2 separate regions of the Homo sapiens genome follow, and region 2 is linked to region 1. The links are chromatin contacts, found by Hi-C in ENCODE. All regions are on one chromosome and are shown on one strand. The core of a region is the stretch at or near the end of the contact, and the rest is flanking DNA. Distances in the headings are between cores, read along the strand shown.

Region 1 (5,068 bases), core at 1,362-3,861:
AAAGGGTGGGCTTTGGGATCAGAGAGTCCTGGGGTCGAATCCCACCTCCATTGTTTACCAGCTGAAAAAGTTACATACATCTGAGCCACAGTTTTCTCATCTGTACAACAGGGGTAATAATTGTACTTCCCATACAGAGTTTTGTGAGAACTAAATAAATAATGCATGTTAAATGCTTAGTGCACTAACTGGCCCATAGTAAATGCTCAACAAATGTATCATTTGCTATTACAAACACATTGCTTCGTGTCTTTTTAAAAATGAATTCTCTCCTTCCCCAAACTGTTCTAATTATTAGCTCCACAAGAGCTCAGGGTAGAGCCACATCACTAACATTGACCAATCCTTACTCTGGACCCCTTACAGATGTGAAGGGAAGGAAACAGAGCAATCATATAAATCTCCCTTGAGGATGCAGAGCCTCCTACTGAGAGGTGGTTTGGATAAGTCAAAGAGCACCATACGGCAGTGTTGTAATGTTTCCCGCATGGATAACACATTTTCTACTTGACAAGTTATCAGTGTCACCATCTCTGGCCCCATAAGCTCCAGAGCTTGTTCCTCATTTGTTAGATGTCACTTGTCCCAGCATGGTGCTTTATATACAAGGATATCTGAGTGAAAGTCTGCACATTTTTAATGTTCTCTTCTTTCTTCCTAAATATTCCCCCTTGTTGACTAATTCAGTCTCGGTGAACCATCTTCACTGTATGCAAATGACTGTAACACCTAAATGCTTGGCCTTGCTTTCTTCTCAACTTCCATACACCTGCTGGGCATTTTTACAGAGATCTACCAGCACCTTACACTCGAGTCCTAAGCTAAATATCTGTTTTCCACTCTCATCTTTTTCATTTCTCCAAGTTCTCCTTCTGTGTTAAGAGCATCACAGGTTTCTCAGTCCAAGTGAAAATCCATCATCTGATCCCTCCCTTTCCATTGGCACCCAACACTCAATAATTAAGTCTACCCACTTTCTCTACTATACTTCTTTCAGATATCTCTTCTCTTCGCTTCCATTTGTCGTACCTTTGTTCTTTGCCTTTTACCCAAATTTGACTAAGAAATAATTATGGAGCCATGAGCCAGGCACAACACTAAGCTATAAGCTCTATGTGTTGGGGATCCAGAAATGAATAAAGTAGACCAGCTCTTTGCCATCATGGAACTTCCATTATAGGCCAGACACACAGATCATAAACAAATAAACAAATAAATGAGCAAGATCATTTCATATAGTGAAATGAGCTATGAATAAAATAGAATAGGTAATATTTAAAAAATCTTGTTTGGGGCAAGGAGAAGAGGATTGATACTGCAGGCTGAGACTCTGGGGAGGGGAGCCAGCTATGTGAAATGCTGGGAACAGTGTGCTCTAGGCAGGTGGAATGGAAACAGCAAAGGCTCAGCTGTCTGAGGTGAAACTAAGCTCGGCTTGTTCAAGGAACCAAGAAAGCCAGCAAGTTGGATCCCAATGAGCAAGGGTGAGAGTGCAGGTCTGAGAAGTAGGCAGGGACCAAACCACAGATTTCATTCTATGTGTTATGGGAAGTCATTGGGAATTTAAAGTTAGAAGTGACATGTTCTGGTTTGCTTACTTTTTAAAAGGTGACTTTGGCTGATATGGGGATAACAGATTGTCAGGGAAACAAAATTAGTTGTAGGGAGATCAGTGGGGAGAATTTACAGGGATTTAGTGATATATGATGATGTCTCAGACCAGAGTGAAGTAGAATACATGAGGAAAAGCTAGCAAGGATTTTGGGGGTACAGGTGGTGGTATTTCTATATGGACCTGTTAATGTTCTTCCTCCTTTCAAGTTTTTACATCTCAGTTCATTTGACACAAAGCTAACAGTGTCCTCTTTCTAAAGATGCCATTATTTGCCCAGATATCTTAATTGGCTCACCACTGCTCATAGAATAAACTCCAAAGTCCTTGGTGTATATTCAAAGCTCTCTGCTATCTGGCCTCACCTTCTTTAGAGTTCCATACAAATGGGCTGATAAGGAAAGGGAAAAAAATGGTTACAGAGACATTCAAAAGTTCTGAGATAAATCATTTCAAAAATAGTGATATTCATAGAAAGTGGTGCTGGTTTTTGATATGTGAAGGACCAGCATTCACAGCTCTTCAACTGCTCTTAAAATCTGAAAGGTTCTGTCATAAATGAAAAAGCCACAGTGCCTCAACCAGTGGCTTGCTTTAACTTCCAAGGGAAGAAATAGGAAAGCTCTAGGAACTAGAAGAAATCATGTAACCCCTTAGAACACAAATAAATAGATGAATTAATTGATTTTGTTACAATCCTTCGCTTTATTCGTTCCCTGGTCTAAAATCTCCCATTATAATGCAATTAAGTGAAACCTCATGACAAAATGTAATGATTAAGCAAACTATAAAAAGGCAGAACTTGATAGAATGAAATCGTGTATCACATTGAACATATGATTTCCTTTCTCTTCTGCCTTAAGTAAGCATTTCTTAGAAATCAAAAATTCATGTCAAGATCATCAAAGCCGACTTGAGACGTCATCAGGATTAACAATCTAGAGTAACAGAAGGGGGCAGTGTTATCACAGTCTCTTGCATCAACCTGAAACCTTGAAGAAGAGAAACTGAAAGTCACCCTGAGTAACACTGTTCACTTACCCAGCATCCTCAACTGAGTCCCAATTTCAATTACTAATTTCTTTCCACTTGTGAAGTCTTAAGCTCCCAAAGTCAGCAATGAGATGCCCCCTTTGGTCCACCAACTTGACATACCCTGCCAAGCCCTATAAGAAACTGATCCCTTCTCACTGTAGCCTCAAGAAATGCAAGCCTGTCTCTACATTTACCTTCATTATTAATTATTCTGCCTTTTACAGCATGAATGGTGAAAGAAATTCACTTGTATTGACCATATAAGAAAAATACTTTATATTTAACATGTTATCAGAAAAGGCCTAAAGTTTATTTGTACTGCTGAAAAAAAAAAAAATGGAAATACGCAGCTCCATGCAGAAGCACTGCCGCAAACACTCACTGTTAGCCTGAGATGCATAGAAAAACAGGGAACTGTCTCGGCTGTTGAGATAATTTAGCAGACAAGTCTAGAGAGAGATAAGTGGAGGCAAAAGCTGGTAAACACCCCCAAAGAGGAGGTGAGATTTCTTAAAGAAATCTGAGGAAGGATAACTCAGCCAGCTGTCTTCAGGGCTTAGGGAGGGAGGATGAGAGGAATGAGAGGAAATATCATGACTAGACAGAGTTGCTATTGCACTTTGAAGGACAGGTGGAACCTAGAAAACAGAAGCTAAAGGTTCTATGTAGAAGGGAAAAGTGGTTGAAAAAATATGTGTGTAAGTGTGTCAGGGGGTATATGGAGGGGAGCAGCAGTTGGGAAAAGAACAGTCAATTATCCAGTTTGGCTGGAGCAAAAGGCACCAGTGAAAGAACAGTGGAGGAGTTTGAACTTAATTCTGTAAACACTAAGTAGTCATTGTGAGTTTTTGAGCAGAAATGACAGAAACAAGTTTCTCAACGACCACCACTTCTACAGAGTAACTCAGAACTCATCTACCCTCTCCCCAGCATCCCTTTGCTCACTTATCAGGGAGGACTTCCACCAATGATTCCCATTCAATGTCCCCACTGACAGGTGTGGCTTTGACATTAAAGCAATAAGAATTTCCGTTTTTACAACAGTATTAAAAAATATTTTCCCTCTATCCCCCAGCCATGAAAGAAAGGGAAATAAAGATAAAAGCTGCTCTATTACCCATTTGGCAAAGTGAAGAATGGTGTACATTGAATGTCGCACATTAACGACAATCAGTGAGGCTCACCTTCAGCAGAGAATGAGAATGTTTTATGTGTGTTGTGGTGTGTGTGTGTCTGTGAGTGCCCATTCACTCATTCATTCAGTAAATGTTTGTTTAGTATGTTCCACATGCTAGGCATTGCCATAGGCAATGGGGATTCCACAATGAACACAAAAGAGCTGAAGCTCCTGCCTTCATAGAGCTCACATTCTAGACAATAAATGAATAAGCATATAGAATGTCAGATGATAATAAATATAGTGGAGAAAAATAAAATAGAATATTAATTACTATGTTACTGGGGAGGGGTATTAATAGCAAAGGGACAGAGGGGACAAGGAAAGAGGTAGGGGAAAAGTGTGTTCTTTAGTAGTTTAAGCTAAAAAAGGCTTTTTCCAGTCAGGTGAACTATAGTAAAGAAAGGAATTTTCATTCAACAATCAATCGTAATATTAATAGATATAATAATAGATACCAATTACTGAATCACTACTACATGACTGTCACTATGCTGAGCATTATTTCATTTATTCTTCACAATAAGCTTTGTTAGTGTGACACTTATAGGCACAAAGGAAAGTGAGGCATCGTAAGAAAGAGAGAGAACGGAAGGAGAGAGAAGCCAAGGTTCAGATAAGTCAAGTAGCTAGCCCAAGTGATCTTACGCAAATGTACAGAACGTGGATTTGAGTGCAGACACTCTGACTCCAAAGCCTGCACTCTTAACCCAGACACTGGGTTGAGGTACAGAGATAAATAAGTCATGGACTCTGCCTTGGAATTGCTCATAGTCTAGTAAGAGAGACAGACTCGTAAACAAATAAATCCAGTGCAGTGATAGGAGCTATAATAGAGGTATAATAGCGTTAAGGAGACACAGAGGAAAGAGTGACTAAGTGCCTGGCTGCGGGTGGGGTGAAGGGTTATCAAAATGCAGACATATTCATTTGTGCTTATGTAATTCATTGCTCTCGCTGGGTCTGGTTACTCACAACGAATCTGCAGTTCCCTCCAAAACCTTTTCCGGTGGATTTCCCCAGTCTGTCTTCACAGGTTGTGGGTTGTCAGCCTCATCCTGAATGCAATAAGTAGTTCTGACACAGAGGCCACATAAACTCTTTAAAGCCACTGTGGAGAAGGAAGGGAAATAACAATATAGCAGTCTACCTTAACTACCTTCATAAAAGGCTAAGGAATATGGCAACCATGTGAATTAAAATGAGATGACCAATATAAGGGAAAAGAGGAAAAATGCTGGCAA
Region 2 (5,068 bases), core at 1,713-4,212, 680 kb after region 1:
GAACCTGGCAGGCAAAGGATGCAGTGAGCTGAGATTGTGCCATTGCACATGGATGGAGCGAAACTGTCTCAAAAGAAAAAAAAATGCTTCAAGAATAGCTATTTGGAACCCAGAGTTCTGATACTAGGCCTCAGTCTTATCTGTTCTTAGCTCTTGCTTGAGAAAAAGATTGCATGATTAAAATTAGTCTTCAACTACTTTGAAACCCTCTCTTTGGTTCCTTGCTGGTTAGTCAAACAGATTAACCAGGCTACTCTTTCTCAGTTTCCAAACCAGAAGTCAGCACTTCAGGGCAAAACATTTGACACATCCGAAACTCTTTTTAGTAGTGACAGCATTCTTTGTTCACTGAACATAGCTAGCTCAGTCATTCATTCAAAATTATCAGTAGACATACGACAGCTGCACGTCCTGACATAATGGCTGTACCAACACTTTTTTTTAAAGTGAGAAGGAGTTAAACTGAGGTAACTGAGATCATATGACAGGAACAAAACCCCAGCAACCTTGCCTCACCTGTTGGGAAATCTCAGCTAAGCCTGGATTTGAGCCACATATTCAAAGGGCCAAATATGCAGCTCTACCTACATTAGCTCATTTAATCTTCCCAACAATCCTGTTAAATTATCATATTATACTCATTAAAGAGAAGGAAAATAGAGCCAAGATTTGCACCCAGGTCATTTGCACTCTAAAATCCTCATTTTAACCATTACAACTCTCCTACTTCAACGTACACCTAAGCCTAAAGACAGAACCTTGGCAAAAGTACCATTTTTCGAACCAATTCAATTCATTTCAATGATGTTCTCAGTAGGATTTTATAGGCAGTAGAAACCCAAAGTCCATTTCTCTCAAAAGCCTGATTTTCTTCCAATCTTTCCTCTGGGAATAAAGTATCATTTCTAGAACACCTCAATTTAATGTAGATAAAGGATAACAACTTGTAGACAATAACAAGTTTAAATGTAGAAGGCAATAACACATTATTTTATATTTTTGTATGGTTGTTTTATTATACCTCTTTTGCCACATTACACTTGGGTAATACATTTTGGTTGTTGATGTTCCAATGTTGCATAATATATCAGGTTTCAAAATCTTTTTAGCAATATTATTTCATTTGATCATAGTTACAACCTTGTGAGGTAGGCAGATAGGAGACTATTATTCAAGTTATACAGTATGAAAACTGAAGCATTGTATTCCCAGTGCAGCGTGGCTGCTAAGAAGTTGAGTGGTTACTGGAATCCATGTCTGTTGAATTCCCAGATCAATGTTCATGTCACTGTTCCACACTGCTTCTTGTAAATCCAATGATACCCATTTTCATACAAGCATAGGTTTGCTTATCACCTATCTCTCCTACAGCTTTCAGAGATCCTGTGCAGGTCACTTTTGACAGGTGAATAATGAAAAGGTCTAGTATATTGGAAACCACAATGTGACCTAAAAGAAGAAAAGTGTTGCAAGTACAAGGACATTCATAATATTTTGCAATAGCAAAAATTTAGAAAATAACCCATCAACAAGAAAACAGATTAATAATGAAGCATTTATACAATGAAATACACAGCAGTGAAAACAAATAACCTCTAGCTAAATACAACAGCATGAATGAATCATGAATCACACACAGTTTGAAAGAAGTCAATATCAGAAGGATACATATAGTATAATGCTTGTACAAACTATAGAAATATGCAAAACAATAAGTTTACATATATGTGTAGTGAAAGTATTAAGAAATGCATGGAAATAGTAGTCACCAAATTCAGACCACTAGTTGCCTCTAGAGAGCAGAATGTGATCAAAGAGGACTAAGTAGGGACTTAAACTTGTATCAATATTGTTTTCATTCTTAATCTGTAGTCAATATGTGGGGGTTTGTAATATTTTTATTTACACATTTGTGTTTGTCTTAAATATTTTACAATACCTTTTTTTTTTTTTTTTTTTTTTGAGATGGAGTCTCACTCTGTGGTCCAGGCTGGAGTGCAGTGGCGCAATTTCAGCTCATTGCAACCTCCGCCTCCCGGGTTCCAATTCTCTTGCCTCAGCGTCCCGAGTAGCTAGGACTACAGATGTGTGCCACCATGCCCAGCTAATTTTTGTATTTTTAGTAGAGATGGGGTTTCACTGCTGGCCAGGCTGGTCTTGAACTCCTGACCTTGTGATGACCTTGTGATCTGCCTGCCTCAGCCTCCCAAAGCGCTGGGATTACAGGCGTGAACCACTGCCTTTGTCTACAATACCTTTTTAAAAAGAAAATGACAAAGGCAACCATTCATTCTGCAAACATTGACTAAAGGCAAGCAACATGCCAGACATTGTGACTGGGTGTTGAAATGTTGCAGTGAACCCTCTGATGCACTGGAGAAGATGGAAGAAGTGTGTTTAGTACTAGAAAGCATAGGGAGCTGTGGAAGTGTGTGCCAAGGAGTCCTAATGTAGTTCAGGTGACTTAGGAAAGCCTCCAAGAGACAATGAAGCTTAAGCTGAGACTGGAGAACGAAAAGTTGTACTTATCAGCAAAGAAAGGAACAGTTCAGATTGATCCCATTCAAAATTTCCGTGTCTGAAACTAAACATTAGCGCAAGGAAGGCAGAAAGGACAAGCCAGATCACACACCACAGGATCTCCTGTCCATTCCTTGCTAACATTTAGACTTCATTATGCACTGCCTGTAGCTCACATGGTGCCACATGCCAGCAAGTACCAAGTAGGGTGGGAAGGGGAGTGAAGGGAAGTGGGTATTCAAAAACATTTCAGTGACTTCACATTCTCCTGAGATCCAGAACAGTTCCCATATTCTCTCCTAATACAGAAGCAATTTCAGACACTGAGCATAGGGAGGCAGGGTATGAGTGTGAGCTGGCTGAGCCTTTCCCTCCCATTCCTGTGAAGGAATTACTCTGGCAGATTTCCACATTGTAGGTATTTTACCATTTGTCATAGGCAAGTTACACAACTCAGTTAGTGATTAAATTACCAACAGAGCTGCTATTTGAGTAAGGAAGGTTCAAGGTTGTTTCTTGCTCCTGCACTTTGTTTTAAATGCAATTGGATTAATTCTTTCTTAACCTCCTTGTTTAGAGGAAGAAAACAAAAATCCTGTCTGGTCTCCAATAGATAGGGTAAAAAGCGGCATTTTAACTAACTCATCAACCACTAGGATCCCTGTGTCTAACCTTGGTCCTTTGTTTAGATTTATAAAGTATGAGATCATTGTCAGTTTCATTTATCTCTGTTATTAAATGTACTGGGCCTCCTTCAAATGACATTATATCTCCTTATCTGATTCAAATAAATGTCTTACTCATGGCTAGAATGTAGATGGTGAAATCTCATTGTTAACTCAATAATTGAAATAATCTCATTGTTTTGCTTTCCTAATAGAATCTTAAATTGATTGCTCATGCCTGGAATTTCACTTAGTTTCACCAAACTTTTCTTAAAACTGCTGCTCTTATGCATTCTTTTTGTCTCAATGTTTCTACAAGGATGGAGCATTCTTGCTCTAAAGATAAATGCTTTTAACTAGCATTTCTCTTGGTCTGTTTATCTTATAAAAAATAAAAGTAATCACTCAATATTTGTGTTTGTTTCTATTAGTTATGATTAAATATACTGGTGGTATAGTTGCTAAAGGCACAGGCTGTAAAATAAGCACTAGGTTTGGATCCAAGCTCTGTGACCTTATAGTGACTTAACCACTGTTTTCTCATTTATACAATTGAGATAATAATGGCTATCCCATAAGAGTGTTGTGGGAATTCATAGAGATTATTTTGGGTATGTTACCTAAGCTGGGTGGCTCGTAGTAACCATTCAGATTTTAGCAAATAAAATACTGTACTCTGTATTCAGCTTGACTAGAAATGTGGTTTATCACTTAAAGGTTTGAATTGACCTTCTGAATTGTGACTCGTGAAAGGGATTTTCTTCCTGTCTTATACCATTCTGTACTTAGAGTGTTTGCATCTGAATCGTTAGTATTCCCTATCTTATGTATATAAACTATCCTCTAAATTAATTTTGTTTGATTTGGTTTTATTTTCCTGGTGATTTTCCCAGCTGCCCCAACTGCGACTCTTGGTATAGAAGAGGCAGTAGACTGCACTTCACCTTCTTCAGGTGAATGTCCCAAACAGAGCATTTGAGGTCCCCAGCTACAGCAGTCAGTGCTGCCTGGTAACTAAAAGCAGCAGCCTGCATGGCTGGAGGGAGTCAAGATAATGGAATTGGATTGTCACCCACAGTCAGCCTGAAACAACCATGGCTACCACCCCAAGTCCCATGCACTTTCTTGCATTTGGGGCTCTACACATACCCTTCCCTCTGCCTGGAACAATCTTTCCTACACTTCCCCCTTAATAAGATAATTACTACTCATTTATCAAGTCTCAACTTATATGTCATCTCTCTAAGAATTTATTCTCTGACCCACAGACTTAGTGGGAATCTCTATCATGTACCCCCACGACATTCTCAAATTATCCCTATTATGTGCAAGCAGTCCTTGTGCTATGGATTGAATGTGTCCCCCAAAGTTCATGTGTTGGAAACTTAATCTCGTATGTGACAGTGCTGGCAAGTGGGACCTAATGGGAGGTGATTAGGTCATGATCATTATCACTGGAGCAGGTTAGTTATCATGGGAGAGAGTCTGTTATAAAAACAAGTTGAGCTCCTTCTTGCTCTCTTGTGCTCACCCTCTCTTGCCCATCTGCCTTCTACATAAGATAATGTAGCACAAAGGCCCTTGTCAGATGCTGGGACCATGTTCTTGGACTTCCCACCCTCCAGAACCATCAGCCAAGTAAATGTCTCTTCATTATGAATTACTCTGTCTGTGGCATTCTGTTATGGCAGCATAAAACAGAGTAAAACACTTTGCTTTACACAGTTCCACTATGCATGAACTTCAATGACCACAATTTAGTTAAATAGCACCAGCCCTTCAACAACACAGTTCAAATTTCAGTAACCATGATATATGAACTATAAACTGTGAGCTGCTTGCTCTTTGGTCCACAAATCACTTCTTAACAGATTCACATCATG

Evidence for each region. A loop is a pair of places that touch in the nucleus more often than their neighbours do. Pooled maps may share reads with other maps.
Region 2: a loop to region 1 is called in a pooled map, with 2.4 times the contacts of the local background. The contact joins two enhancer-like sites. A Hi-C loop is called at or near these places in 3 of 37 single-sample maps with no recorded cell type and 3 of 50 pooled maps.

The regions. Positions count from the first base shown.
Region 1 is chr5:144,189,739-144,194,806 of GRCh38, reverse strand. All of the region lies in intron 2 of KCTD16 (potassium channel tetramerization domain containing 16), which reads right to left. Among named protein-coding and RNA genes, the nearest start is that of KCTD16, 21 kb to the right of the region's middle. Within about 2 kb of position 2,611, at least 3 of the 41 ENCODE cell types and tissues checked have a DNase peak (open chromatin) inside an H3K27ac peak, as active enhancers do.
Region 2 is chr5:143,505,270-143,510,337 of GRCh38, reverse strand. No RefSeq gene overlaps it. Among named protein-coding and RNA genes, the nearest start is that of NR3C1, 100 kb to the right of the region's middle. RefSeq lists an enhancer at 2,820-3,114. Within about 2 kb of position 2,962, at least 7 of the 41 ENCODE cell types and tissues checked have a DNase peak (open chromatin) inside an H3K27ac peak, as active enhancers do.